Linked DNA regions of Homo sapiens: all the other regions are linked to region 1. The links are chromatin loops, found by intact Hi-C in ENCODE. Cell type or tissue: Caco-2. All regions are shown on one strand. Links, peaks and the distances in the headings refer to the core of each region. The heading gives the core; the rest is flanking DNA.

Region 1 (6,215 bases), core at 838-4,837:
TTACTTAATATTGCTCTAATAAAAACTATACTCCAAAACTCTATTTGCCAACTTACCCACTCACTACTCCTATCATCTGCCCCATGCGCCACATACTGGACCGCCCACTCCCTGCTTTCCTTCCAGGGTTCACTGACTCATTTGGAAATGACTCCCAACCAGCTCTACCTACTCAAATCCTACCTTTGAGGCACTCCCCAGTACCTGAATTTCTCACTTCTTTTTTCACGGAACTTAGTACTTTCCACATAGCATTATGTTCGTTCATAATCTATCCTTTTAGAGGTCGGGGGCCTTACACAGCAGCTAGAGTGATAATAAGTAATTATTTGCAGAGAGAACAGAAGCATACCAGTTTCAAATGAGCAATAACTGCAGATTAGTGTTATTCTACGTTCCAACAGTAAAAAGATAAAAACATTCCCTACTTAATACCTTGTTTGTTTCTTTAAAAATGCTATCAAATCAGAATTAAAGAATTCTAAATTTATGTACAAAAACAATGAAACACACTAAGAAGTTATAACAGCAACATTTTTACGTCTGTGATAGTAATTAAAATTAATGTAGCAACCACTGTGGTCTGCTAGAATGAAGACCTAGTTGTAGAATGAGAAAAATGTTTTAAACATAAAATTTCTATTAACAACTTGGGATCCGATTTTGCAGACGTTGGTAACCCATGAAAACCTAGCTCCAGAGAAGCCCATAATATAAAATAGGGTATTTTTATATAGTCTGGTCATTAAAACAAAAATTTAGTAAAAGGAAGTGACTAATAAAAACTCTCATCAGTATAGAAACATTCCAAGTTTCTGTTTCCTATCCTTTAATATTTCCCATTATACTAAAATAGTTCCGTTAGACTTCCCTTATTAAATAAAGGCTAAAAAATGCCAGTCACTTTGTTGTTGTTTATTTAAAAGTTCATTTTACTTTGGTTATAATGTTTAAGTACTTTTATGGTGACCAAATACTAGAAGTAGAATCTTGTAACTTACTTTGAAAGTAAGATAGACTCTTTCATGTAAAAATATTAAAACATTTTGAACTATGGGTACATAGTCAACAGGCCATTCTATTTTTATGGTACCATCCAGTAGACAGATTTAGGTAACTGGAAATAAGCATGCCAAATTGTTGAAGAAAACAGGTGAACAGGGGGTCAAGTCCGAAATAGGCATCTTCCTGGGCTTATCACACTAAGATTAATTTTACCAATGTTTGATGAAGCTATCATGTAGTCAAACACAGAGAACCCTAAACTTAAGAAACTGCTACTAAAATTAATTGTACATGTGATTAAATGAATGGAAGTCATACCCTCTAAATCCTAAGTCCATTAAGACAAAAACATTTATAACACACTGTATTTATGACTTCTTGTGGTTCTTGAAAAGTCAAAAATTGTGTTTGAGGTTTATCTCGTTTTCCGTTTATAATATGCATTTTAAAAGTGGAAAAACTCAAGCACGTAACAAGTGAAAAACTGAACAACGTTGCCAAATTCCTAAACATACAATACTTAGCTCCAATTATCTCTGCATCTATTCTAAAATGGTTTAAAAAAAGTCTGAATCAATAAGCGCCTGATGGGCCTGGGATACTCCAATACAGTCTTGTCAACCAATAGGAAAACTTTTCCTAAATCTGGATTCGTCTTTCATCTCTTTATCACAAAACACCGAACACAAACCGAGATTGTTAACGGATAACCAAATGGCAAGAACCCCAGACAGAGTAATCAGTACTTGGATGTTAGGGCTGTTTTTAAGGACTTGAAATGAGACAGCTTAGGGAAGAAATGCGGGATTCATTTCTCCAAGTTATATTTGTAACACTTCTTAATACGGAGTTAAAAATGTGAACAGCCGAGCTAAAATGAACGCAGCGTGTAAAAGGGATCTGGACTGGAGCCTGGGGGTGAAGGAGGGACGAGGGGGGAGTGAGGGGCTTTCGTGACGCTCGGCCTGGGGTTGCTGGCGATCTGGATGGAGGGATGGATAGTTAAGCGAATGGCCAGGGCTGGATCCGAGATGCCAAGAGATGTCTCGCCCCACGAGCGCGCGCGAGTCTGAGCCGCTGGGGCAGCGCAGTGTGTCCGTTTCCATCCGCGGCGCCCGAGCCCGCCTCCATGTTCGCGATCTATGCCCCCGGGCGGGCGGGGACCGGTGCCTTAGGCCGCGGGGCCGGGAAGCCCGGCCTCACCTCGCCCGAAATCCCGGCGGGGACGGCGTTGCCCGAGGGGAGGATGCGCTGGGCTTTCCGCTCGGCCCCACCTGAGCGACCGGAGCTCGGTGACTCGACCTCCGGAGCCCGACCCGCCTGGGCCTGGAGATCACACGGCGAGGTCGCTGCGGCCCCGGCGCCCTCCGCCTGGCGCCCGGGCGCGGCCCCGCGGCCCTCCCCACGACCGGCTACCCCAGGACCACTCTCGCCGCGGTCCGCGTCCCCCACCCCCTTCCCGAGGACAAACCTGGGAGCCGCCACCCGGCATAGCCAGCCCCGCGAGAAAGCGGCGAGCGGGCGGCGGGGCCCGCGGAGAAGCGGCCACCGCGGCCCTCCCGCGCCAAGCCGCGCCCGCCCGCGCGCCCTCTCCGCGGGCCGCAGCCCCGGCGCCCCCTCCCTGGGTTGCACAACTCACAGCCCCAACGCGCGCGCACTCGAATCTGTTGCTCAACCTACTTGCATTCTCTTCTCCGCAGCCATCACTACATGCCCTGGAGCTGGGGCAGCCCCGGGGCCCTCCGGCAGGCGGCCGCCTCTCGCCTCAGCCCTGGGCTGCCGCGGCCGCCGCTAGGGCGCGGGGCGAGCGCGAGGCTCCCTCATGCCTCCCGCCCGGACAGCTGGCCGCACGCCAGGGCCCCGGCTCGGGCGCGCCCGAGCGCTGGGCTCGGCTCGGCCCTGCCCTTCGTCCGTGCCGCTGCTCCGCGGGCGAGAGCGAACCCGGCTCCGCCACCTCGCTCCGCGCTCCTCGCCCGCCCGCCCGCCCGCAGCCACCGCAGCCGCGCCGCTTCCTCCTCCCCTTCCCTCTTTTCCTTCTCCTCCGTCGCCGCCTCTGGAGCCGAGGTTGGCAAACCAGCACCTGCTGCTGGAGAACGCCGAGAACTGAAACAGGAAACCCTGAGCCAAGGGGAAAACCCGAGAGGCGTGGAGAGGGGTGAGGGGAGCTGCTGGAACCTGTCGGGCTCGACCCAGCCGCTGGGGCTGCCCGAGGTTCCCGCGCCGCCTCCCCTCGCGCCTATTCCCTGCCCCGGCCCAACCCAGCGGTCCCGACCTCCCCGCGCCTCTCCCCCGACCTGGTGCAGGACGGCGCCTTTCCGCTCGGCGACACCTTCTCCACCCAGCAGTAACACTGATCATGTCCCGGGCAGTCAAGGAGATCGACGGGCCGCCTTCTTAGGGCAGGTTCCCCGTAGTTGTTTACTTATCAATATTCCGTGATGAGGAAAAACCACACCCTGCATTAGCAAGGCCAATAAAAGAATTTAAACAAATGAAGCTGTTGGGATTTCACCCAGGGATAGGACTTCTTTCAGCAAGGAAATTGGCTTTGATGGAAATGGCAATCGTGTCAAAATCGAGGTTGAACCCAAGATACATCCAGATCTCTTTCAGGAGATCGGAAGGAAACAGCCCTTTGCACAGAGGTGGGCGCCTGAATCGCAGGCTGAAAAGCACCGGGAGCAGAGAGCCTTTCTACTTCTGTGAATCGTACAACACCCAGCACAAACTAAGTCAATGTTTCAGAAATGTTCAAATAACCTTATTCGCCTGTCCTTGGAATCATTACGAGCAGCCTAGGGCAGGATGAGTCTGCTTCTGGAGTGAGAGGGAGGGACACTGAATGGGTTGTGCCCCTACCATATGCCACGGGCCAAATAGCCTGCTTTAAATCCACTGTCCCGTTTGTCACCACAGCCATGTGAGCTGGGTATTAGAAACCCCTTTATCCATCAGAAAATCGAGGTTAGAAAATTTACCTGCAGTTACACAGCTTGAATGTGAGGTATTCAGGTCTGTTACATCTAAAGGACGCATTTGTTTCACTGGACCACGATTCATGCCTTTGATCAACTTTTTACCTTTCATAAAATTAGTTTTGCCTCTGAGTTGTTTTCAGTAGGGCATATATATGGTTTAAGCCTGGATCTGTTGAATTTGCTTGGACTGCCTAATGGTAGTGATATTCATGATGCTTATTGGGGTTCAAACTTGATAATTTTCAGTTTAATATTCTCTACCAAATGTAGGCCTTTATGGCTCAGTTGAGCAGCACAGATGTCCCCATCTTTTTGGCCAGCATCAGTTGCTCTTTAGCTGTTGATGTTGGGGTCCCAGCTGAGAGTATCCTACTGGCTGGTGCACATGAGCATCCTGACTCTGCCTGTGAGATGAAAGGAGAGTGTCTTACTGAGCCTGTTTTCCACGTCAGTAGGCCAGTCATGAAGCCGATTAAATAAAATTGCAGGTAGGCAGGTAGGCTGCCTTCTCTGGTTCTGTGGTGCACACTTTTTTTTTATATAGAGTCTGACCCTGTCGCCCAGGCTGGAGTGCAGTGGTGCGACCTCAGCTCACTGCAACCTCCGCCTCCTGGGTTCAAGCGATTCTCCTGCCTCAGCCTCCCCAGTAGCTGGGATTACAGGTGTGTGTCACCACATCTGGCTAGTTTTTGTATTTTTAGTAGAGACAAGTTTTCCCCATGTGCCCAGGCTGGTCTCAAACTCCTGGCCTCAAGTGATCCATCTTCCTTGGCCTCTCAAAGTGCTGGGATTACAGGCGTGAGCCACTGTGCCCGGCCAGGTCCACATTTTTTCATACCACCCTGAAGACCCTTAGGAAGATTGGTAGCCTGCTGTCTGCAGCCGGGTCAGATTTTTATTGGCAGGAAAGTAGGGGCTGGGAAAGCAGCCCCTTTACACTGTGCCAAAACCTTGGAGGTCTCTGGAGCAGAGTTAGAGGCCCTCAATCTTAGGATCTCTAAGGGACTTAGCAGGGACTTAGAACGAGACTGGCTGTTTGACGATAAGTGACAGCATCTATGGCACGGCTTTAGTGATGCCAGGAAGTTCCTCCACTCCGCAGTATACTGCCCACACAGTCTACCTCTTACCTTGTATCCCACAGTTGACTCAGCTGAACTCCATTGATTAAGCTTGGTTAAAAATCAAGGTAAAAGAGATGAGTAATAGTTATAATAACTAACATTTAATGAATGCTTACCATGTTCCAGATACTATTCTAAGCACTTTGCATGCGTTGTCTCATATAATGCCCACAAAACCCCTATAAGGAAACACCTATCACTATTTCCATTTCACAGACGAGACAACTAAGACCAAGATTATAGTCAGTAAATAACAGTGCAGGGGCTAAAATGCAGTCAATTTGACTCTAGAATCAGGACCCATTATGTGAATAAGATACAGTAACTGCCCTTATTACTTTACTATTTATTTGGAGAAATAAAAACACATGAAAAATTAAAAGAAAACTAAGAAGAGAAGATAATTTATAGGTGTCAAATGTGAGTATAGGTAATAAATGCCATGAGGTATCAGAAGACAGAGAAATCACTTTAGGTTGGGGTGGTTAGGAACACTTACATAGAAGATGAGTCGGGGTTTCAAAAAGGGGAGATTTGAGCTGGATTGTGATGAATGAGTAGTATTTTGATAAGTGGAGAGGATAAGGAAGAACATATTCATAGAATTGATAACATATACGAAGAGTGCCAGGGAAATTTGGGGAACAGGATAACAAACAGCTGGAAAGGAAAAGTAGGACAAAATTACAGAGATTTGCAAAACAAGCAAGGAATACACTCTCACTCATGCACAGAGTGAGAGAGCAAGAGAGAGAAAGAGAGAATTTGGCTCCATGTAGTCTGTGTACTAGTAGGGAATCTGGAAGGATTTTGGTCAGAAAGTGATAATGTCCCATTAGAGGAATACCAATATTGTGATGGTCACCGGATGGTTTGGAAAATGGAGGGAAACAAGTTTGCAGGCTAATATGGGAGAATTGACCTGAAATCACGAAGTGGACAGTGAGAGAGGGAAAAGAAGAAATGGGCTAGTGAGACACTGTGGTATACAAATCATAGAGGCTTTGTGAATGATTGAGTGCACTTAGTGGAGATGGACTTAAGAAAAGGAAGAAGTCTAAAATGACTTCATGGGTGCGAATGTGAAACCTGTAGCATTACTAATGGA
Region 2 (6,215 bases), core at 1,298-5,297, 75 kb after region 1:
TTAGGCTTCCATTTATTTACACATTGAAGTGGAACAAAGGAGCACTTTCTCCAAACTGTCTTACAAGTGGGAGAAAACAATCTCATGTATGGTACTTTAGGAACTATGGAGAAAGAACTTCCTTGAAAAAAGTCCCCTGGGCTAGGCAAGGTGGCTCACGCATGTAATCCCAGCACTTTGGGAGGCCAAGGCAGGTGGATCACCTGAGGTCAGGAGTTTTTAGACCAGCCTGGCCAACATGGTGAAACCCAGTCTCTAATTAAAAAAAAAATAAAAAAAATTAGCCAGACATGGTGGTGGGCGCCTGTAATTCCAGCTATTTAGGAGGCTGAGGCAGGAGAATCCCTTGAACCCGGGAGGCAGAGGTTGCAGTGAGCCAAGATTGCACCATTTCACTCCAGCCTGGGCAACAAGAGCGAAACTCCATCTCAAAAAAAAAAAAAAAAAAAAAAAAAAGAAGTCCCCAAATGCTACCAGGGAGATCATTTTCTTTATTAGCAAACACATGCATAGTACTTAGAGGTCCCAGGTTTTACTCTAAGTGCTCTATAAATATCAATTAATTTAATCCTTACAACTATTCTATGATGTAAGTACTTGATGTAAGTGCTATCAATACCTTCATCTCATAGCTGTGTTTTTTGTTTGTTTGTTTGTTCTATAGGTTTAGGGGATAAGTGCCGTTGTGTTACATGCATACATTGCATAGTGGTGAAGTGTGGGCTTTCAGTGCACCCACCACTTGAATAGGGGACATTATTAAAACTCAGAGATGTTAAATAACTTCTGCCCAAGGACAGCAGCCAGTGGGAAGTAGAGTTGGAATTTGAATACAAACAGAGTTTGTGTCTCCAAGGTTTGTGCTCTTCACCACCACACATCATGCCTCCTAAGTAAGTTCTCTCCTTTAAAATGCATTCTTTGCTTTTCATCACTATATTGCCAGGATGCATTGGAGCATACATCTCTGAAAAGAAGGTTATAATTTACTCGGGGTCTAAGGTTCCATCTAGCTTGCTTGGTAGAGGAGCCCTTAAATTGCGGTTCTGAGTTTATGTTACTTTGGGACTTTCAATTTGGAAATTTACATTGGAGCCCACCTGAACTGGTAGTGGTTCCTTGGTTCCAATTTGTCAAATGCCTGGCAAAACACAGACGTTGCCAAACCTTAAGCACATCTGAGGGCAATAAAAATGATCACTAGTTGTATCAGTTTGTTCTCATGCTGCTGCAAAGAACTGCCCATGACTGGATAATTTATAAAGGAAAGAGGTTTAATTGAGTCACAGTTCTGGAGGCCTGGGGAGGCCTCAGGAAACTTACAATCATGATGGGAGGGGAAGCAAACATGTCCTTCTTCAAATGGCAACAATAAAGAGAAGTGCTGAGCAAAATGAAGAAAGCCCCTTATAAAACCACAAGATCTCGTGAGAACTCACTCACTATTATGAGAACAGCATGGGGGAACCACCCCCATGATTCAATTACCTCCTGCTGGGTCCCGTCCTTGACATGTGGGGATTATTGCAATTCAAGGTGAGATTTGGGTGGGAACACAGAGTCAAACCATATCGCTAGTTGACAAGGTGATAATAGTGGTAGAAAATTTTGGATTTAGAAGCCTCACTTTGCCCTAGGTTTGTTGTTGCTGTAAGTTATATGCTCAAAACATCTTTTTGGTTTTCTGGGTATAATTCCTATTTTTTGGTGTGCTCATTTGTGTGTGCGTTTTCTGTGTTTCACCTTTCATACACAGATGGAATCACTGGCAAACTGCAATATAGCAAAATCAAAGCATTTTATTTCCATATCTGTCATGATATTACATGGCTGTCATGATTTATAGTAGATTTTCAGAAAGCAAAGCCTTCGTTTAAGAAGAAGAAAAAGCAGGAAGACATTTAGAAATCCCTACAAAGAGAAGAAAAGAGTCCTAAAACTCAGTATCACTGAACTGAGAGACAATCTGAATTCTAACCCCAGCTCTTCCATAAATTTGTTGTATGGCCTCGGGCAAGAAAACATTTAATTTCTCTGGGCCTTAGTTTATAATTTTGATGATAATTTCAATCTCATTAATATGTAGAATTTTGGGGAAAGGGTGATGGCATACTATTCTGGAGGGGAAAAATAAAGAATGATTGATTCCATTCCCCCCTACTCATTGTAAAGTTGTGTATGTATTATTGTCTAATCAATGTGAGACAAATTACCTTGTAGGGCCATTTACAATGGGAAATAAAGGAGACGTCAAATCACTGAATGAATTTTATAGAAGCAAATAATTATAGTAATGTTATTTCCAATGAGATTTTAAATTCATTTTTTGAGATAGGTTGGATAGGTGAAGTAAGGGGGGGTATTATATTGATTTAAACAGTTCACTTAATAACCTTTTATACTAACAGAGATCTGGTAGCCACAGTGAGAATTTTTTTTTTAATTCACCAAGCTTATTATCTTTCTTCCCATGTCTTCTTTTATCCTACTGTTCTTTGTCCCTATCACCAACAGATGTATCTGTCCCCAAACCAACCTTTCTGTCACTTATTTTAAAAATAAAGAAAGCAGTAGCAAAAGGAAAAAGAATGTTATTATAAATTTTAATTTTATAAAAGCCATAGCACAGCAATTAAGGGGATACTTTAATGGTATAATAACATTTAATTAATTAATTCTTCCAGTTAATCAGTATTTCTTGGGCACCTACTATGTGCCTAGGCACTATGCCAGTGCTTGGGCATATGGTAGTGAGTGAAAATACCTCTTAGAGTCCGTGAAGGAGTCAGACAATATGAAAATAATTTCATAAGACTATAAACTGTGTTATATTATAAACGAAAAGTACAGACAGCTATGAGGTTGTGTGCCTGGTGGGGCCTGCCCAAGTCTTGGGCAAGAGGTCAGGGAAGATTTTCTTAAGGAACTGACTTTGGATCTCAAATATTAAAGAAAAGGACAGTCTATTCTGCTACTAATGTGCATATTTCTGTAAATCAAATTTGCTTACACTGAAATGGTAAATTGGGGAATAGTGTCAGTATAAAATGGAAGTCACATTGTTTGATTGATTATGTAGGTTTTTCCCAACATAGTACCTGTATCCAAGATTGCAATGAAGGCAAAATACTCTCATAGAGCTGAATACAGTGAACTGTGGGAGAATCCAGAGCTATACAGATTGTCCATGCATCCTGTTATACTCCTCTCTAGTTTAGACACATGCTCTATCTTAGAAGTACTTATTGTGTGGTTCTTTCCAACCTGTCAACATTTACCTTGTCTCTTTATAAAACAGAATGCTCAATCCTTCACCCCTTTCATCATCAAAACTTCACCTTTTGGGGATATTCTTGTATGTATTTTAGCATTTCTTTATTTTTTAGGATTATAGTGTCTTTTTAGTGGAGTAGTGTTTTCTGTTGGGATTGATACTGTTTTGCTGTTGCTTAGATTAGAACATTGCATAGATTTTGAGTTGTTTGTCCCCAATTTTTTTTCAGCTTTTTAAAGTGAGGATTTTCAGATACGTTCTAGCAGAAACACCTTTATTTGAAAGTAAACTCATAATTCAAAGCATATACAGCAACTATAAAATTTTCGTTTTTTAGCCGGGTGCAATGGCTCGTGCCTGTAATCCCAGCATTTTGGGAGGCTGAGGCAGATAGATCACCTGAGGTCAGGAGTTGGAGATCAGCCTGACCAATATGGTGAAACCCCATCTCTATTAAAAATACAAAAAATAAGCCGGGCGTGGTGGCAGGCTCCTGTAATCCCAGCTATTTGGGAGGCTGAGGCAGGAGAATCACTTGAACTTGGGAGGCGGAGGCTGCAGTGAGCCGAGATCATGCAATTACACTCCAGCCTGGGGAACAAGAGTGAAACTCTGTCTCAAAAAAAAGAAAAAAAAAATTTTGTTTTTTTTTGAGACAGGGTCTTGCTCTGTCACCCAGGCTGGAGTGCTGTGGTGCAATCATGGCTCAGTGCAGCCTCAGACTCCTGGTGATCCTCCTACCTCAGTCTCCTGAGTAGCTGGGACTACAGGCACGCACCACAGTGCCTGTCTAATTGTTTTCTTTCGTGAGTGTGAAATGGGGTCTCGCTTTGTTGCCCAGGCTGCTGTTGAACTCCTGGGCTCAAGCAATCCTCTCCCTTCAGCTTCCCAAAGTGCTGGGATTATAAGTGTGAGCCACTGCACCTGGTCAAAAAATTTTAAAATGAAACCCTTTTCAAAGAACTCAGTGTGGGTATGTTAAATCTCAGCTTTTTCACTCAGTCAAAACTTAAGAAGTATGTAGCCTTCACTTCACCTTTCCAAATAATTTGGATAGAGAAAGGTTACCTCACTTATCCAAGGCGACAAATTAACTTTAGTCGAATACTTTTTTCATAATGGAATATTACCTTGGACATGTGCATTATTTTTATCATTTACACAGTGTCTCAGACATATACTAGTCATATGATGGAGACCAAAATTTATTTTAAAAATAAATTTTATTGGCCTGGCGTGGTGGCTCATGCCTGTAATCCCAGCACTTTGGGAGGCCAAGGCAGGCAGATCACGAGGCCAGGAGTTCAAGACCAGCCTGCCCAATATGGTGAAAACCTGTCTCTACTAAAAATGCAAAAAAATTAGCCAGGCATGGTGGCATGCGCCTGTAGTCCCAGCTACGCGGGAGGCTGAGGCAGAAGAATCGCTTGAACCTGGTAGGTGGAGGTTGCAATGAGCTGAGATCATGCCACTGCACTCCAGCCTGCGTGACAGAGCGAGACTCTGTCTCAAAAAAAAAAATTATTGATGTATACTGTATATAATAAAAGTCACACATTTTAAGTGTATAGTAGGGTGAGCCTTGACAAATGTAGCACCACCCCAAAAAGATTTCCTTCAGCTCCTTTCCAGTGAGTCCTCCCCACACCTAGTCCCAAGCAACCATCAATCTACTATGAATCACTATAGATTAGATTGGTTTTCTCTAGAGTTTCATATATCAAGCAGTCAAGCAGCTCCTAGGCAACAGTGACTACTTCTGGTACTAGTCCAGCTTGCTCTTCTGCCATAGTCTTGGCCAGTGAGGAGACATGATCCCAAACAGATTTAGACAGTTTATTACAACACAGTAGGCAACTTGAGCTTTGTGTTCTTACTGATTCTCTTTGATCCTCAAGACATATGGGGTGATGTGGAGGTGGGCCCAGGTTAATACTGCACACATTGTGGATCTATGACACATAGGAACACTGAGGCTAGGATCCCTAATATTATACAGGGGCTGCTGGCAAACCTGTCCATCCTCCCCTGTGGAGACAGATATTATCTTGATCATCTTGGTCAGGAAACAAATTTGTCCTTTGATTCAGATTGAGTGTTATCTTTACAACCCTGGAATATCTCTGGAAAGAGAAGAGAAGACTAACTTTATTATGCTAGAATGTAAACAAATCTGATCCCTGCCATGGAGCAGCTTTGCAAACCTTGCTGAACAAAGCTGTCAATGCCCCTCACTCAGAAGACATGCATAAATGCCAGAATTGTCTCCTAACATCTCATAAATGGGATCATTTAGGATATGCTCTTCTTTTAGTATGACTTATTTTGCTTTGCATAATGTTATGGAAATTAATCTTTCTATTGCAGCCCAATATTTTTTTGTATGAGTATGCCATAACTTGCTTATCTGTTTACTTGGTGATGGACACTTGGATCATTGGCATTTTGGCTATTGTGGATAAAGCCACTATAAACATTTATATACAAATCTTTGTATGCACATATGTTTTCATTTCTCTGCAGGAAGTTATCTAGGAGTGGTAGGTATGTGCTCACCAAAAATGGAAAATATATGGTAGATGTACCTTGATATGATTCGGATGTGTGTCTCCTCAAAAATCTCATATTAAAATGTGATCCCCAATGTTGGACGAGGGGCTTGGTGGGGGCTGTTTTGGTCATGGGGGTGGATCCCTCATGAATGGCTTGGTGCTGTCCTTGCAGTAATGAGTGAATTCTCACTCTGAGTTCATGTGAGATCTGGTTGTTTAAAAGAGCCTGGCACCTCCTCTCTTGCTCCCTTTTTTGCCATGTGACACGCTGGCTCCCCTTTGCCTTCCACCATGACTGCAAGCTTCCTGAAGCCCTCACTAGATGAAGATGCAGGTGCCATGCTTGTACAGCTTGCAGAACTGTGAGCCAAATAAAGCTCTTTTCTTTA
Region 3 (6,215 bases), core at 1,113-5,112, 100 kb before region 1:
AATGTCTCTTTTGAAAGGTGGGGACCCAAACTGTATGCATTGTTCCAGATGCGCTCTTGCCAAAGCAGCATAAAGCAAATGTAACCCTTAGGAAGAAGGCTCCCTCCCTCACTAGGTAAGTACAACTGGCAGCCGTGGCCAGGGCCAGCTCACCTGCCCACTAGACCTGCCACACCTTCCACTGCCAGGATGCTGGTGGGACCTCATAAAATCTGAACCTGTTCATCCACAGGACCTGTGGATTTCAAGTCAAAGGAACTGACCAAGAGCAACCTCTATCTTTACAGCCTCTGATTCCATCCCTTCCAGGTTCTTTCCCAATAGTTTGCATCTCTTGGGCTCTTTGCCAATCAAGAACATCATCCTCCAATTTAATAATTTTGAGGTGAGCTAGAATTTATTAAAATGATGTTTTACCTGTAATCTTGGTGAGCTGATTGGACCTCCTACTTTAGGGGATTCTCTTACCTTTAGAAAGAGCCCTCTCTAGCATTGAGAATGAAAGTATTATGGTGCAAGTTCTCTTATGACACTTCTGTTCTGCTGGGAGGTTTTTCTTCTTTTTAAAAAATCCATATTCAGGCCTGGTGCGGTAGCTCATGCCTATAATCCCAGCACTTTCAGAGGTGGAGGCAGGTGGATCACCTGAGGTCAGGAGTTCGAGACTAGCCTGGCCAACATGGTGAAACCCCGTCTCTACTAAAAATACAAAAAAAATTAGGAGTGGTGGTGCATGCCTGTAGTCCCAGCTACTTCGGAGGCTAAGGCAGAAGAATTGCTTGAATCCAGGAGGCACAGGTTGCAGTGAGCCGAGATGGCACCACTGCACTCCATCCTGGATGACAGCGAGACTCCGTCTCAAAAAAAAAAAAAAAGACGTATTCAGATTTACTTAAAAATGAAGTTTTGTACATGCACATTGAGTAGAACAGTGGCCCCCAACCTTTTTGCACCAAGGACTGGTTTCATGGAAGACAAATTTTCCATGGGCTGGGAGTGGGGTTGGGGGGTGGAGGGGATGGTTTTGGGGTGAAACTGTTCCACCTCAAATCATGAGGCATTAGATTCCCATAAAGGAGCGTGCAACGTGGAACCCTCGCATGCACAATTCACAATAGGGTTCGCTCCTTTGAGAATCTAATGCTGCTGCTGATCTGACAAGAGGCGGCGCTCAGGCCATAATGCTTGTTCACCACTCAGCTTTTGCTATGCCACCCAGTTCCTAACAGGCCACACGCCGGTACTGGTCCTCGGCCCAGGGATTGGGGATTCCTGGAGCAGAAGAATTAAAGAATTGGTTAATAAGCTAGGTTAATATAGTATTATGTACTGACCTGAATTTGGTAATATTTAAAAATCATTTTTCAATATGATTACCATGATAACAGGTTTTTAAATTCTTTTTTTTTTTGGCAGAGACTATTTGACTCATCCCATTTGTGAATAAAACCACAACAATGTTGTTTATGTTGTAAATCTTGAGTTCCCCCAACTTGCTGATTAAGCCTCCCAAAGTTCTCTAAACCTCCTTCTAGCTAAAGGTCAATATATTTGAGATAATATTTAAAGATGTAGAACCAATGTTCTTTATAGAAATATTATGTTTTAGACTTATTTATGTGACAAAAAAATGGTCACATGTGTTCATTTAAGGTGGGGAACTTTTAGAAGCAATTTGCTTCTTTGGCCTTGAATTTGGCCTGCCCTGAAATGAGTTTAAGGTCGTGCAAGATTCTCTCTGATATTTCATGACACTACCAAAACACTTTCATTGTTTCAAAGTCCACTTGAAATGCTACGACACATCCATCATCATTTGCTCTCACTCTCTTTGAAACGGGTCTAGCTGAGAATCCAGCTGGTCTTATTTCTGATATTTGAGCTAAAATCCTGGGTTAAAGCACATTCTTAATGTGCCATAGATTGCCGCAAACAATACTCTTCTTAGCTATTTATCTTTAGCCATTTCTTCCAGTGCAGAAATTCATTCATGTAACTCTTTCCATTTTGTCAACTCGTAAAACTCCCCAAAGTAAAATCTACCTGATCTTTTATGATTTTTCCTCCTTGATTTTCATCTGTTAATGTTCTTTTTAGAGCAAATCCTTTGAGTGAGTTTGACTCTGAGCTATTGTCGTCAGAAGTAGGAAAAGAAAGTTTCTGCATGAAAAGTCAAGATCAAATGACAGAAAGAGATTTTGAATTATCTAGACATGAATTTATGAAGGGATCCACAGAGTTGGTGATTGCCACATCCTCCAGCTTGAGGTGTCACATAGTTGGCACCCTTGGAAGAACTGCTGGGCCTCTCCATAGTTGATTATAAAATTATTGACCCAAGAGAAAGAACAGGGACTCTTGAGTGATGTTCTGGTCCGTCTCCCACTGCCCCCAGGGCTTCTCCACAGCACTGTCATCCTATCTTCCTCGTGACTAGGGGCCTGTAGGATTATGGTGACATTAAGGAATTAAACGTGACATCTAAAGCCATGCACAGGCCAGGCGCTATGGCTCGTGCCTGTAATCCCAGCACATTTGGAGGCTGAGACAGGTGGGTTGAATGAACTCAGGAGTTTGAGACCAGCCTGGGCAACATGGCAAAACCCTGGCTCTCCAAAAAATACAAAAAGTTATCTGAGCATAGTGGCACATGCCTGTGATCCCAGCTACTCGGGAGGCTGAGGTGGGAGAATTGCTTAAGCCCAGGAGGTCGAGGCTGCAGTGAGCCAAGATCACACCCCTGCACTCCAGCCTGGGTGGCAGAGCGCGACCCTGTCTCAAAAATAAAATAAGCCATGAACAAGATAGAACTGACTGGTTTCCACATGAATAGGACCCCTACAGCCTTGGGACCAGACTGTACCCAAATTACTAATCAACCCCAAAGCCTGGCACAGTCTGGTGTATTTAGAGTCATGGGCCTTTTTTCTCAACCTTCAGACCTTTCTCTGAGGCTCTGAGCTGATTTTAGCTGAGGAGGCCAGAGTAAACCCAATCTGCAGGTCCTCCCTCCTGGATTCCTGAGTTGGGAAGGGGCCTGAGGTGGGTCAGACGGAGCTGGTGTAAATAAGGTGAACTCATTCCCTAAGCACACACGCCCTGTGGCTGCTCAACAATTTCTCTTGGGATTCACGTCACTAAGGTGTATGTGACTGTGACATGAAAGAGAGAGTGTTTATACCGTCATCTTATATCCACATCATAATTCTGGATCAGAACATTGCAAAATCTATATGTGAGACTCCTTTTGAGGCCAAAAGTAATTCTAACCAGGCTGAGGTCAGAGTGTAGAGTTTGTGGACGCACCTTTATTTTGATACAATCTGTACATCATTACATTTCCTCACTGGCATTCCATTCCCCTTCATCACTCAACCATCAACTAACCATGACTAAATGTTAACTTACAAAATGTGCAAAGACATTCAGGGTCATGCCTTTTCAACTGAATGTTGATAATACGAGTGTTCAAGTTGAGTTTTCTTCTTTCTTGCCTGACTTTCCTATTCACTTTCTGTGTCTTCATGCAGGCCCCTGGCTACTGACTTATGGGAAGCTTTAGGATAAGGACATACCTGGTGTTCTGAATGTGTATATCCCCCAAAGTCTGCAATCTCAGCTGGAACTGGATGGACCAGTATTCCATTACCCAGGGCCCTGGCTCATGGTTCTCTCCTCTTCTCAGTTTACTGTTGGATTTCCCTTTCTTGCTATTCTCTTTCTCTCCAGACCCCTCTCAATTGCCTTTCCTAAAGACAGACCTTAGCAAGATGGGCCAGGACTTGGGACTTCGCACAGCACCCTGCAGTCCCAAGCCAGCATCTACTGCACCCCATCTTCAGGACTCTATCCCCCAAACATGCTGGAAGGCATCAGCTTATGAGAACCCACTTTTTTCTGCATGACTAGCTTGTAAGGAAGAATCTATGGACAGGATTTCCAAGAATTTCCCACTTTTTCAAAAAATGTATGTGACTTATATTTGGCTTCAATCCAAGAGCAAACTCAGTGGTGAACAGCTCCATTTCTGTGCACATGTTGGTGGAATCTGCAGAAATCGATGCAACATTTCTTTCCTGTCTGGGCTGTTTGTATAATTGTATATAAATGTAGCAATAAATATATTCTAACATCAGCCTGAGCCTTACTGCGCACTTGATTCTGCATCCTGGTGGTAGGCGGTGAATATTGCTTGCCTGCCCCATCTCAGGTTCCCATCTTCTCTGATTTCAGTTACTTCGGACCTGGCCAGTGTTTGGAGAAAGAGGGTTGAGGAGAGTTCAGTGGCAGAGCTGGGATGTGAAGCAGCATTATTAATTCATAAGATGGCACTAGTCCTGGCACTTTGAGGTGTTTTGAATGTCCAAGGACCGAAGCTTAGAGGATTGGGTGACAGTTTGTGACATGAGTCAGCTGCATTAACAGTCACTCTGGCTGGGCACGGTGGCTCACGTCTGTAATCCCAGCACTTTGGGAGGCTGAGGTGGATGGGTCACGAGGTCAAGAGAGCGAGACCATCCTGGCCAACTTGGTGAAACCCCCCTGGGCATGGTGGTGTGTGCCTGTAATCCCAGCTACTCGGGAGGCTGAGGCAGGAGAATCGCTTGAACCCGGGAGGTGGAGGTTGCAGTGAGCTGAGATCGCACCACTGCGCTCCAGCCTGGACGACAAAGCGAGATCCTGTCTCAAACAAAACAAAACAAAACAAAACAAAACAAAAAACAACCAAAAAAGTCACTCTTACAGCCTTCAAGAGCATGTTGTGCTGTGATTATTTGACAGGTATCTGCTGGGCACGAAGTTACCCCTTAAAGATTTTCTGAAAAACCCCACAAAATATGCCAACATGACATAGGATTTTCCATCTGTCACTGATGTTTTTCAAGGATATTAAGTCTAGTTATTTTAGAGACAACCTCCTCCTACAGGGGACACTAGGCAGATACAATATTGTTTGTCTAATATCAAGGAATATTTATTCCCAAAGTGGTCTCTTGTAATTTATGTGAAATCTTTGGTTATCAGGCACTTTTATAACTTAAAGGATAACCACATAGTTGTGGTTTCTTATCAAATTATGGTTTCTCAGTCCTCTCCTTGATTATAAGTGGAAGTTGGCATAAAATCATTCAGTCATAAGACCTGGGAATGCAAGAAACGAAAAGTTGTAATATCCGGCTGGGTGCAGTGACTCACCCCTGTAATCCCAGCACTTTGGGAGGCTGAGGTGGGCGGATCAGTTGAGGTCAGGAGTTCCAGACCAGCCTGGCCAACATGGCAAAACCCCGTCTCTACTAAAAATACATAAATTAGCTGGGTGTGGTGGCAGGTGCCTGTAGTCCCAGCTGCTCGGGAGACCGAGGCAGGAGAATCGCTTGAACCCGGAAGGCGGAGGTTACTGTGTGTCAGGATTGCGCCACTGCACTCCAGCCTATTGTTACCCTATGGCAGGGGCAAACAGCTCTTGCAAGATTACTTTTTGTGTATTAAAAAATACAGCCTGGAAGAGAATTGAGGAAATCATCTGTCAAGCTCTTTAAAACATTGAACAAGTAACTCTGAAGAGTTGTGCCACATCTGTTCTTACTCTCACCTTTTAATAGATATATCAGGGAACCTGAGGCTCCAGGTCAAAAGATAAAGAGGGCACAGCGTGGGCCGCTGCCTTCAACAGCTAATTCCTGTGCAATGCACTGGGCAAAAACCTTTTCTACATATGGGTTTTTCTAGCCAGGACTGGTGATATGAAGGGACGTTATTATAAAATGTATGGGACAAATTACCAATTGCTTCGGTTTATAATGCAGTAAGAGAGAATCCCAATTAGAGATAATGCTGTATAATCAAAAGTTTGGTTAATGAAGCTGTGAAGGATTGAGAGTTTTCAGCCTGTGGGTGTTAAAACCTGGGCATTTGCTGCGGCTCTGCCACTAATTAGTAGTTGGAATTTGGACACATCACTCCAACTCTCAGGGCCTCCGATTCCTCTGCTGTAAAATGAGGTGTTTGGACTAAATGATTTCTAAGGTTCTTTTTGTTCTTAGAGTGTCTTCTTTGGAAGAGGGAAAGGAGTAGCATAATTTTCATGTTAAAGAGGAAGGTCATTAGATGGCAAAAATGTGCAGTTGAGAGGAGAAAATAGTTTATTCTATTTTGTTTTGTAATTTCAAGATTTATTTTAGATGTAGGGTGTACATGTGTAGGTTTGTTACATG
Region 4 (6,215 bases), core at 793-4,792, 110 kb after region 1:
GGACTTAGCAGGGTTTCCTAAATATTCTCACTTGCCATAACTTCCACTAGACTCTACATGTCTACAACACAGTCCCATATCTGATGTTCTCTCCCTTTGACAGATCACATGTTCTAATTTGTGCTTCTGAAAATGGGGCCCTTGGAACCATAAGAGCTTCCCCCATTTCCCTTGGCTTCTCCTCCCTTTGCCTTCACTTACCTCTAGCAGATGCCAATGTAGATCCATAATCCTTTCTCTGAAACCTTTGGAGCCAAATGTGGATTGGAATTCAAGATGGATTGGAACTCAAGACTTTTGAAGGGTAAACTCTGCATTGCATATTTTACACACTTCCTTCAGTGTAGTTGGAGGAACACCCTGTGATCAAACATTTTCATGTTTCTACAGGAAACACAGAACTCCTCTCATGAAGTGGGATGAATAAAGACCACAAGCAGCCTCATACGTGTTCAGTTCAGGTTCTGCTACCAGATGACATTGCCAGAACTTTTTGAATTAAAAACTCAAGAGTTTCAGAGCTCTTTGGATTTTGAAATTGTGAACAAGGGATAGAGAATCCTTGGTAGCTTCATCGTTTAAAAATTGGTTGGCAAAACTACTTTTTCACAGACTTTACTAGTTTTTCTCATCCTTGTAACAAAATCATAAGTAACATGAAAAACCAATTTCCATGGTCAGTTGCTTTCTGAATATTAATACTTTCAATTTGGTCAGAAATGGAAACCCCAGATAACCCTAGTTTATTTTTTTAATGGCAAAACTAAAATAGATTCAAACAAACAAACAAACAAACAAACAAACAAACAGACATTTAGAAGCTATATCATTGAATCCTGGTGGCTCAAGTTCAGAAATCTAAACAGCCGCCTTGAACCTAAGGTGAGCCATTTTGTTAACCCATGGTCATCCTATTAACTCCGTTCTTCAGCCTTCAGACATCTTTTCCCCCCTCTAATTGTAAGTTATATAGTTTTCATAGTTGGATTGGCTGAATTTCTCTTAGATTGTCCTTGCTGGGGTTCCTGGGGTTAGGCGGGCTTGCTGAAGAGACCATATGGGTAAATGTTATGTGACCTCACTGTTTTTATAGGCTGGTGAGGCCCAAGAGACGTTGAGTTCTGTGCATTTATTTTCTTATTAGGTTAGCTACTTACTGTTTTAGGACAGATTTTCTCCCTGTGTACTTCTCAGAACATGTGATATAGTTGGTGGGTGGTAAAAAAAGAAAAAAATCTCCTTTCTTTTTAAAATAGTTCATAGTAGAATTTGCTTTGGGGAGGAATGGGCTTGAAAATATCTTTTTTTAAAAAATTAAAAAAATGGATGTTTATTTACCATCAATCTTATTTCCATCTTGCTTAAGAGCCCATGGAAGAACAACTTAAAATCACTTGGTGGTGGTTCCTACCCCTTCAGTGGCCTGAGTCAGGGGAGCTGCAGACCATTCTTCCATAGCAGGTTGAATGCTGTAGTTTTCAGTCGAAACCTGCTGAATGGCCACAGGGGCACCTGCTTGCCTTCAGACCAGTCTGCAACCTCTGGTTGAGTAGCAGTGGAGTCAGGAGCTAGGGTAGTCCATTCACTCTGAAATTCCTCCTTGGTCACAGTCTTTTCAGCAGCAGCCTGTTCTTCCTTTTCAATCTCTTCAGGATCTCCATGGAAGTAGAAATCAGGCATGACCTTGATGAGTGTTCACAGGAGATGGTGCCACTTGTGTGCAGAACTTCCTGGGCCAGTCTCCACCACATCAGACCCACTGAGTGAACTCCCTTATTGTTGCATGGGATGGAGATGCCCACAGAGCACAGAGGAGAATCTGTGGAACACAGAGCAATGGTAGGCAGGTTACCATAAGATGTCTCTGTGAAAAGCTGGTGGTTAGCCCTGGGATCAGTAACCACCAAAAAACACGGCTCCTGGAAGGCTGCCTGGATTGGGTTAGTGAAGGTTCCAGGAGTAAAGCAGCTAGCAATAGGATTTGCTCCAGTGGCAGTAGCAAATTTGAGCACAACCCACTGGCCAGGATTCCTGGAGGACATGACACTGACATCAGCAGTGTTTTCAATGGCAACAATAGATGAGCTGTCAGCAGAAGCTTCTCCCAGATCCTCTTCAGACTGATGATGTAGATGCTGTCACTTTTCCTCTGGAAATCAAGGTTGGTGCCACCTAAATGAGTTCCTGCTGCAAGGAATTTAAGGACATCCTTCTCCTTCAGTTGCAGGACATCAAGGGCTTTGGACATTGTAAAAGTTTCCCTTTAAGCTACAGGAATCTAGAATACATCTTGATGGAGCATTTGGGAATGAAAAATCCTATCCCCATGATAGGATTGAGAAGTCTTAGGGCAGAACAAATGGAAGGTAGAATGATTTTTCATTTAAAACAAAATTGCTGATGGGGGCAGAGGTCATATAGGAGAGAGAATGGCTGAGCAATGTGAGAAATCAGCAGAGAGACTATAGAACTAGGTTGACTGTTATTCAGATCTTATTGTTTATGGGTCAACTGTGCAAACTCTGTATATTTCCTAACTTCTCTAAACTTTCTATAAAACCTGCTACCCAAAGTCTTTGTGTGAATGATTTTTTGTGTTTGTGTGTAAAACCAAGGAAGATAGCGGAATACCAGTTCAAGAACCCAGTGGGAATAAAGAAAAAGTTGCAAGGTGCCAAAGTGCAGAACAAGAAATTAGCTGAAGCAAGAGGCACTCAGGAGAACATAAGCCCTGGAGAAATACATGGAAATCTTGCAGAGGGAATTGGACTTTCAATATCGGGTGTGCTGGAGACCAGAAATAGTCTTGTCTAGATTTTAGGAGACAGGGTGATCCTAGATATCACCTAGGTTAAATAGTATATGGTCAACAGAAGTTATAAATGGCTTATTTAAACAATGGTAAACTGGACTTAGAATGTCACAGTCATCTCATAATGGTAAGAGTCCTGGAAAGGGACTTAGAAGTCCTGGGCTTGAGTTTTGTGGCACAATAATTATGTGACTGAGAAGACAGCTAACCACTATGAGGTACAGTTTTCTCATCTGTAAAAGGAGAAAAGAAACTAATTATTGGTCCTTTCATTTGGAAAATGGCCCAGATAGTAACTAGGATGTCCTAGGAAAATGCACACAATTTGGAATCTGAAATGCCCATGTGAAATATACAAACACATCCTGCTTTTGCCATGTGCTGGCTGTGTGACCTTTGGTCAGCTACTTAAATTCCTAAGCCTGATTCTTTATCTTTAAAGTAATAAGCATGCCTCAGGTGGCTTCAGGAGGATTAAGTTATTTAGCCTAGGTAAAGTGCCTGTGGTAGAGATGCTTGATTAAATATTAGACCCATATCTCTCGAATATAAGTCAACTTCTTTGCTCAGTTTTCTTCCCCATGACCTTGTGGGAAAAACATTTCAGTTCTGTTTTATAGAGTAGTCCAACTTGACACCCACTTATCCCTGCTGAGCAGAAAAAGAAATCACACCAAGCAACAATTCAACTGCACATTTTGCCAATTATATGGAATTTAAAAGCATATATTCAAATCCATATGCTGCTATGGTTACTGATTATAATACACTAAGGGTTTACGAAGAAAACTCTATATAAGGAACAGTATTCAGAGAAGTGATAAGTTTTGCCTGCTGATTCCTTCGTCACTATGTAGTTTCTATATTTAATATAAACCTTTCCCAACATCAATTCTAAATCCCAAGATTGTTTGTTGTAATAATCCTGAGAAATACAGTAGTAATGGAATTCTTATCAACTTTTTTTTTTTTTGCCTTGGAATGATTGGGGGCTGCCTCTGTCATCCACTTCACTCCTATCTTCACCAAGCCAGGGGTAGTTCCAGTTAGGCTTATAGTGAATAAGGTATAAAATCCTCAATTCTTCCATGAAAATGAGACATCCCTTTCTTATGTCCCAACATTTCTTCTCACTAGCCAGCTATCATCAGGATGCCTTGGACAGGCCTCCATCCCACTAAACACTGCCTCTGCAGTACCACTGAAGAACACCTAGGGTGAAGGGTTAGGTCTACCTGCCTTCTTTCCGTCCATGTTTCTTAGGTGCCTAGGGTTTCCATCTCCCTAGGGTCCTAGTGCCTTGGGAGAGGAAAGGGAGCTCTTTCCTCTACCTCAGAAGTATTGATAGGGCCAGGTTTCCTGTCCCAAATCTGCCAAGTCTATTTCCTGCTGGACCTCATGGTGTCTCCCTTTTATCCACAGTGTGTATCTGACCCATACCTAATAAAGGACTCCATAATAAGGAAAGTGGGTCTGAGGATAGGTAGAAAGCATGGGTCACTATACAGAACCATACAATTATATTTTCTTAATTTTGGTTCACATTTTCACTTGTTTACTGAATGGAATAAGTAAATATTGTATTGCCCCAACCTGCATTTAGTCACCCCTAGGTTGAAAAAAGAGTTCTTAGCTGAAGAAAAATTTCCAAACAATTATTGTGCTTCAGAAGATGATGCTCATTTAGGCATTGTGTCGAATTATGTGCTACTTATATTTTTGACCTAGTATTTCCTTTTATTTGGGTAGGCTATAGTCTTTCTTTGATAAGCATTTGTAATCCTGAATTTCCCACTTCCTAAGGGAAATAAGCAGATTGTGAAAGTTTACTACATTTTCATGAAGATGGTAATGAAGTACACAAATATTTGACGTTAATTTACTTCATTTTCCCTGGGGGACCCAGGATGTCCTAAATTGTAAATATATCTTAAGCAGAGAAGTCAGTGTTTCAATGTAGGTATGACATCAACGCTATGTCTCAGATTTTCACTGATGGGCAAAAAGACCTTTATTAGGTCAGTGTGACCAAATTGTGTTAATGTGGCTTGCTCTCATAAGGGAAATGAGATATAGAAAGATTAATTTTAGGGGTTCAGACTTTATCAGAATTTATAATTGAGAAGACAGATTGGGGCTCTAAATCTGAGACTCTCAGACAGTAAACAAAGGGGAAGGAATATTTATCATTTTTTTTTTTTTTGAGACGTAGTCTTGCTCTGTCACCCAGGCTGGAATGTAGTGGCACGATCTCAGCTCATTGAAACCTCCATCTCCTGGATTCAAGTAATTCTCCTGCTTCAGGCTCCTGAGTAGCTGAGATTACAGGTGTGCACCACCACACCTGGCTAATTTTTTATCTTTATCTTTTTAGTAGAGATGGGGTTTCGCCATGTTGGCCAGGCTGGTGTTGAACTCCTGACCTCAAGGAATCCACCCGCCTCAGCCTCTGAAAGTGCTGGAATTACAGGCATGAGTCACTGTGCTGGGCTATTTAACTTTTAAAGAGGTCACTTTCCAGAAGTTGATTGTTTTGGAACTCAGCACAATTTCACATAGGATTGAAGTTATAGGTGGCAGTTGCTTTAGTCTAGTATACACACATGCAAATGTAGAGCACAAGGCCTGTGAATCTGGAGCTTGGCCCAGGCATGGATTGAGGGAGCTGGAAGAAGACTGGATTTTTATAGAGCATCAGCTTTGTAGTCAGAGCAGGCTGGGGCATGAATGCTACAGGCTGGCTCTAGGGATGGCCCTTGGCACCACGGCCTTTTGGTTTATTGAAGTCTGATCAGTAACCACAATAACCATATCAATTTGACTTCCCATGCACTTATTAAATCTGTGAAATTGTCTTTATTTTTATTACCACCAACACGGCACCACATCCCAACAGGACTCCTGGAATAACTTTCTAACTGATCTGCTTTATATCTACTCTTTCTCATTGAGTCTCCATAATATAACCAAACTGATCTTTTAATGATTAAATGTTTAGGGAATCATGGCTGTTTTGAAATCTGTCAGTGGTTTCTCATTGTCCTTACAATAAATACCCCAGTCCTTACTGAAGTCTACAAGGCCTTCTACAATCTGGGCTCTCTGTACTTCTGCAACCTCATACTGGGCTGTTCTTTACAGTGATCTTATTTCCATTCTCAAATACGCCAACCGTACCATGTTGGGACCTTCATGCATGATGCTCCTTTTCCTGAAACACTTTGACCCAAACTCTGCTTGATCCACGGGCAATATTCTTGTATTGGCAGGTTCTCAGAGGTATTCATCTATGATTAAAGCTCAAAATCATAAAACATTGGATAGAGGCCTTTCACAGGCTGATTAAAACATAGAACTAGATTTATTTGATTTGAAAGTCTTCAGCATATCCTATACATACACA
Region 5 (6,215 bases), core at 1,503-5,502, 81 kb before region 1:
GGACCTGGGATGTCACTGTGTGGGGAGTTTTGCATGTTATGGTCAGACATCCTGGCCTGATCAGAGAGGCAGGGTGTGTGCTGGGCGGGTATGAGGGGGAGTGTCGGGGAGGGCACAGGGAATGTCAAAGGTTTCTAAGTATATCATGAGACGGTTAACTCTAGCTACAGGTTAGAAGGATTTGAGGCAGGGTGGAGCAGTAGGGAGACTGGATAGGGAAGTGTTTGCTGTAACAAGAGCTCCCAGGCCGGATGCGGTGTCTCATGCCTGTAATCCCAGCACTTTGGGACGCCGAGGCAGGCGGACCACCTGAGGTCAGGAGTTCGAGACCAGCCTGGCCAACATGGCAAACCTCGTCTCTACCAAAAACACACACACATACACACAAAAGAGCTCCCAGGCCAGGCCAAGGTCCAGCCAGAGCCATGGAGAGGGACAAAGGTGAGGCAAAGGTGATGAAAGTGAGATCTATTCAGAGGCTGAATGGAGGATTTGGGGGGCTGCATATGTCCTCTGGGAGGGAGAGGGAAGAATGGGGGCCAAGGTGCAGGCCTCCAGCTGGGAAGTGAATTCTGTCTTTGACACCTCTCATGTCCTAGACGCTGGAGCTGAACATCCCACAACCCTGTGTGGTGGGTTAAAAGATCACCTTTTACAATAGAGGAAGTAGCTGAGCTTCAAGATTAAGGACCTGCTCAAAGTTGTGCAGTGCAGCAATGGGGGCACCAGATTAGCAGCTGGGTCTGGACCCCACCACCTCACCACTTCCCACAGGAGTTCGCACTGTCGCGGCCTCAGGCCTCAGCCAGGGAGTGGTTGGAGTCTCACCGTTCCTGTCCCCGGGTGGAGGTGGGAAATTCTTCTCCATGAGCATCTCTCCTTGTCTTGGCTTTTACTACTTTGCCCTGAGGCATTTTGCTTTACAGCTTGACAGAACCGATGTCTCTGGAAATGTGTTTCTTTTCTCTGGAAGATGCATTTGGCTCCAGAAACTCTGAGCCTCTCAGAGGGTCTTTTGGGCAAAGCTTCAGTCACGGTGGAAGGGGAGGTGGTGTGCGCTTGGCCCTTGGCAGGCTGCAGGCCAGCCGACTGTGCGATGTTGCGCTGGTTCCTTCAGGTCAGCAGAGAGGACTCCGAAAGGGCCTGGTGATACTGCTACCTGTTCAGATGAACTACAGCCCAGCAGAATAGGCCTGAGTTAGGGGACGCACCCACCACCTTCGGCTCCTTAGGAGTTCAAGGAGCACAAGCTGTGGCCTGACAATCCCCCTCTAACTTCCTGCTAGGCCTCCAGAGCCTGGCGTTGCTCAATCCTTGTAATCCTTGATTAAAATATTCCCTGCGCCACCCCTCTCACCACTTGGCATTTCCTGCTACCAATCTGGAAAGCGGTATCACAAGTCTGTATATTAAGTTGTGAGAGAGATGGAGAAGGATCTTTTAAAGTCAGTTGCCATCTTCCTCTTTCCCCATCTGCCTACAGTCACTGCTGACAGGGTGATGGCAATGTCCCCAGGCACCCCGTGGCTGGGGGGAGCAGGAGGCAGAGTTGAGAATGCTTACCCTTTTGGATGACTCAGAGCCAGGAGATGATGGGATGTGGAAGGCAGGAGCCAGGAGGGGTACTGCCTGGATGGGCTCTGGGGTTTGTAAAAGCTGGTGCTAGGCCGGACAAGGTGGCTCATGCCTGTAATCCCAGTACCTTAGGAGGCTGAGGCAGGCAGATCACTTGAGGTCAGGAGTTTGAGACTAGCCTGGCCAACATGGTGAAACCCCGTCTCTACTAAAAATACAAAAATTGGCTGGGTGTGGTGGTGCGCACCTGTGGTCCCAGCTACTTTCTTGAACCTGGGAGGCAGAGGGTACAGTGAGCCGAGGTCACGCCACTGCACTCCAGCCTGGGCAACAGAGCGAGACTCTGCCTCAGAAAAAAAAAAAAAGAAAAAAAGAAAAAGAAAAAAAGGCTGGTGCTGGTGCGCCCTCACCCACACCCGCCTTGGCCCAGGGGCCTCCTGTAGTCCCCACTCCCGCCTCTCCCACTGCTTCCCACCTCCCTTCAATGTAGGCAATGAAGTTGAGCTTGGACTAGAACAGGCATCTTGCTCCAATCCTCCTTGTCTAATTTGCAGGGTTTTAATGTGTATTGCATTCACTATGGCACAATGTGCTTTGTCCTTGTCTTAATTTGGCAACATACAGAGCAAACCCATAAATCTCCTCCAGAGTTTACTGAATAGCTTTTCATGTAGTTACCAAATTGTATTTGCCATCTCCCTCAATCTTTTCACATGCATATTTGAAAGAATTATTCAAATGAATGATAATTACATCCTTGGAAAGTGGAGAGCAGTGGGGAGAGGGCTTTGAAGGCTGAGACAGAAAGCCTCGCCTCTGGCAGGCCCCCACCCCCACCCCAGGGGCTGAAGGGGGACCCTCTGTGCACTGACACCCACCCACCCAGACCTCTGGACAAGAGCAGGAAGTGCATTTAAACATTGTACTTGCCATTCTTTCAGTGCTCTCTTCCTCACTGAGTTCTCCTGGGGAACTAGGAAGGGAATCTGTTTGGCTACCTAATTAAACTTTCCTATTTTTAATCTCATGGTGAATTTGTGCAAAACACAAAGCCCAGGAAAATGCCAGTGGCAGCTGCTTCAGCATAAAAGGTGTTGTGTTTGCAGTGGGCATTGTCAAGAGTCTGAAAGCTAAATAGGCCTTCTCTAAAAACACCCTAGAACGTCCCTGAGCATGATTGGAAACATTAGAAATAAATGTACTGCCTTTTACTCTCCAGGGCTACAAAGAATGCTAGAGTGGAGACAAGAGTCCAGACTCTGAAATAACCTCCTTTGGACACAGAAGCTACCACTGTTGCTTATCAGACGCAGCGGGCCCTGGGTTTTTCTGGGGCCTTAAGCAGTGAACCCTGGTCAGCTGGCCTGAGTCCCAACCCAAGCCCATCACCACAAGCCTCAAGACAGGAAGATCTCAGTGAAACCTTTCCTCTAATCCAAGTGACATCATTGTCGCAGGTGTTTGTACATGAAAGCAGAGTGATGAAGGTGTGTGGGTCCACGGAAGAAGTAAAAATACAGCACTAGTTCATATTTTTCCTAGTCTCTCCCTGTTCCCAGGTAAAGTTATAGCATGTTCAAGGATGTGCATTTATAGCATAACTGGTTTCATTCCTCAGACCTAACTTTGTGTAGAATAACTCATACCAAAGGTGACTAAGGGCCCATTCCTAGCACTGCTTTGCAGCACACTGAAGTGGGAAAAAGAATTCTGAAAGCATGCACAGTGGGAATTGAATCACGAGGTTGTCTTTGAGTAAGTGCTTTTAGCTTTTGGAGTCTCAGTTTCCTCATTTCTAAAATAGGGATAATGCTTATTTCATAGGATTTTAATTTATGTAAATATATAGTACTGGACCCTCAGATGTGAGTATTCTTCCTGCTAGCCTTATCTCTCCAACTTTGAAAGCGGCAGTTGTAAACTAGAAGGGAATGCTTAAGGGAAAAACAGTTGCCCAGTGTCATCTGACATCTCCCCAGAAATGTACATCGTCCACCTGAGACCACACAGCAGCCATTGCTCTGTCCAGGTCGGCTCTGTAGGTTCTTACGGTAAGGGACCGACATTCCTTTTCACTTCGGTCAGGGGTGTGTGCGGTGGGGAAGAGACGCAGACAGGTTTGCGGAGCGCCACCTTCAGGAGTAAAAGTGGAGTGCAGGGGATGTTAGTGACGCCGTCGTAAACTGCTTAACTGTGAGATTCTGAAATCTTTTTGTAATTATCATTTGTTATTCCACTTTCCCTATTACAATGCAGATACAGAGGAAAAACCCTTAAACCTAGAAGAGCTGAGTGATGGGAGCAGCAAGGAAGTGGGTTCTAAGAACTCTTTGAAGGTTAAAATACCACTCCTGAAATAGACCTCACCAGTGAATAAATCAAATTACATTGATTGTTAGAATTCAAACTCTTCCACAGCATAACTATAGAGATAGGGAAGGCTCCATTGAGAAAGCCTCAAAATTACTACGCATTTAAATACCCCTAGTTATTTACATAATAATGGCTGTCACTTATTGAACACACACTATGGATTTGCATGTTCAAAGGGTTTTACTTGTTTCAACTCATTTAGTCTTAACAACCCTAGGAAATGGGGGCAATTATTACTCTGTTTAGTAATTTGCCAATCTGCTACATGTATGATGTGTGGAGCTGGGTGTGTACTCTTAACCCAAGGCCGATGACTGCACCTAGAGAGGAATACATTTTTTAAAAGGTTATTTTAAAAATCTTTAAAAAGGGAAACCTTTAAAATGTTAAAAAAATTTAAAAATCCTTTAAAAACACAAAAATGAAAACCATTAACTCTAAAACAGCAACAGAGGCGGAGGTGCAAAGGCTAACAAATAAGGATGTTTAACTAATGAGAGGCCCAACTGCAGGCGTTTTGTTTTGTTTTGAATAAATTCACTGTCATAGTTGCTTTTTACCAAACTCCCCTTCTCACATGCCACTTCATTCATCAATGAGTATTAACCCATTCTTCTTACCCAATGGTATAGGTGGAGAAGAAATAAAGTCCTTACCCCAGGTAACACTGTTGCCTAATAGAATATTCTCCTGGATTCTTGGCTCAGCCTGTGGAAGTACCTGGGGAACTCTCACACCTAATGCTTATTTTGAATATGCTGACTCCTCTGTCCACAATCAAACATCAATAATCAAATCTGCTGGCAGAGCCAAAATAAATGGTCTAAATCCATAAGCTTGCAGTTACACAGCTTAAAGTAATCAAGTGGGGGAAAAAAAGAATACTTAAGAATGCAAATGGAAATTTTAGGGAAAAAGAAGAAAAGCAAAGGTCCAAAAAGCAATGTCAGAGGAGAAACCCGCTCTCTGAAATAGTGGCTTCTCATGCAATGACACAGAACGTCCACATGCTAAATCATGAAGATCATGACAATACGGTGACTGCATCGGAAACAGAGTATTTCGTTAATAGAAAATTATTAGGACAATTGGGTCAGGAAGACACTGCTGTCTAGAATAGTCGGGATACAGCGAAGATTGCTGTTTTACTTCAGCAAGAACAGGGTGGATGCCGCATTGTATTTGTTTGCATCTGTCCTTGAGTCATCCTTACGCCCACGGTCATCACCACCATGTAGCTAGTGACAATAAGCCTGTGAGATAGGCATTCTGATCATTTCACAACGGTGTATGAAAAAGACTCTGAAAGAGAATAATTTGCCCAAATTTTACATATTGTGTGTCTCATATATATAGTTACCATAGTAATACGTGCAGGACTGAGAGTCAAACACAGCCCTGGAGTACCTGACAGCTGTCTGCAATCTCTCCCAATCTGTGCAGGAATTTCACAGAAGCAGAGCATTTCCCCACAATGATCTAAGTTTTCCAGCCTCAACTATTAAAGAGATAAAAATTTCAATTTCTGTGCATTCAAATCTATTCAATTTATTTTTACAAACAAAATCCTTATTCCTGTTGGCTATGTGGCCCCGTACATTCCAGGCCAGCTAAAGAAGTTAACTTGAAGAGGGATGTGTGGACCCTCATTCTCTGTGCCCCACTACCTGTCAGGGTGTCATGGACATCAGGGCTCAAAGTTTTGTGCATCCTAGTAAACACCACTGCACCAATGAGTCTTTTTGATACATTTTTTTTCTGAGACGGAGTCTCACTCTGTCACCCAGGCTGGAGTGCAGTGGCGCAATCTTGGCTCACTGCAACCTTCTCCTGCCTCAGCCTCCCGAGTAGCTGGGATTACAGGCGTGCGCCATGAAGCCCAGCTAATTTTTTTTTTTTTTTTTTGTATTTTTAGTAGAGATGGGGTTTCACCATGTTGGCCAGGCTGGTCTCGAACTTTTGACCTCAAGTGATCTGCCCGCCTTGGCCTCCCAAAGTGTTGGGATTACAGGTGTGAGCCACTGCGCCCGGCCTTTTCAATACAATTTAAATCAACTGGCAGCCCTCATAATCAGAAAAGAGGATGTCCGTGCCATCTAGCATTATCTTACAAACTCCCTGGACGAGGTCCCTACCAACAATACTCTTAGCCAGACACCTGATGATACTTCAAAAGCACTGGGAACCAACACTATAATGACGGGTTCAGGAAAAAAAAACACTCTCATCATGCCTTAAGTTATGTCTAGTTGTCTTTGACATTTAAT

The links. Hi-C counts contacts between places; a loop is a spot of excess contacts. Peaks named below come from ENCODE experiments on the same cell type or tissue, not always from the same donor. Only the 100,000 strongest peaks of a DNase experiment are listed, where the experiment ranks them.
Region 2: it touches region 1 in a loop (2.3-fold over the local background); 12 of 110 quality-filtered maps call a loop at or near these places.
Region 3: it touches region 1 in a loop (7-fold over the local background); 9 of 110 quality-filtered maps call a loop at or near these places.
Region 4: it touches region 1 in a loop (4-fold over the local background); 8 of 110 quality-filtered maps call a loop at or near these places.
Region 5: it touches region 1 in a loop (2.5-fold over the local background); 9 of 110 quality-filtered maps call a loop at or near these places.

The regions. Positions count from the first base shown.
Region 1 is chr11:110,089,694-110,095,908 of GRCh38, reverse strand. ZC3H12C (zinc finger CCCH-type containing 12C) reads right to left here and starts at 2,517. Exons shown (of 6, transcript NM_033390.2): 1 at 2,477-2,517. The coding sequence starts at 2,497. RefSeq lists silencers at 2,158-2,627, 2,688-2,947, 3,248-3,307. In Caco-2, for the core only: no CTCF peak of the experiment used is centred there; DNase peaks (open chromatin) are centred at 2,148, 2,688 and 3,108; H3K4me3 peaks cover 2,581 bases.
Region 2 is chr11:110,015,073-110,021,287 of GRCh38, reverse strand. No RefSeq gene overlaps it. Among named protein-coding and RNA genes, the nearest start is that of ZC3H12C, 75 kb to the left of the region's middle. In Caco-2, for the core only: no CTCF peak of the experiment used is centred there; no DNase peak of the experiment used is centred there.
Region 3 is chr11:110,193,481-110,199,695 of GRCh38, reverse strand. It overlaps a transcript of RDX not described here. Among named protein-coding and RNA genes, the nearest start is that of RDX, 100 kb to the left of the region's middle. In Caco-2, for the core only: no CTCF peak of the experiment used is centred there; a DNase peak (open chromatin) is centred at 3,035.
Region 4 is chr11:109,978,225-109,984,439 of GRCh38, reverse strand. It overlaps the pseudogene RPSAP50. Among named protein-coding and RNA genes, the nearest start is that of ZC3H12C, 110 kb to the left of the region's middle. In Caco-2, for the core only: no CTCF peak of the experiment used is centred there; a DNase peak (open chromatin) is centred at 3,209.
Region 5 is chr11:110,171,814-110,178,028 of GRCh38, reverse strand. It overlaps ZC3H12C (zinc finger CCCH-type containing 12C), which reads right to left. Exons shown (of 6, transcript NM_033390.2): 6 at 6,188-6,215. It also overlaps a transcript of RDX not described here. Among named protein-coding and RNA genes, the nearest start is that of ZC3H12C, 82 kb to the right of the region's middle. RefSeq lists an enhancer at 3,632-4,547. In Caco-2, for the core only: a CTCF peak has its summit at 3,710 (motif pointing left); a DNase peak (open chromatin) is centred at 3,678.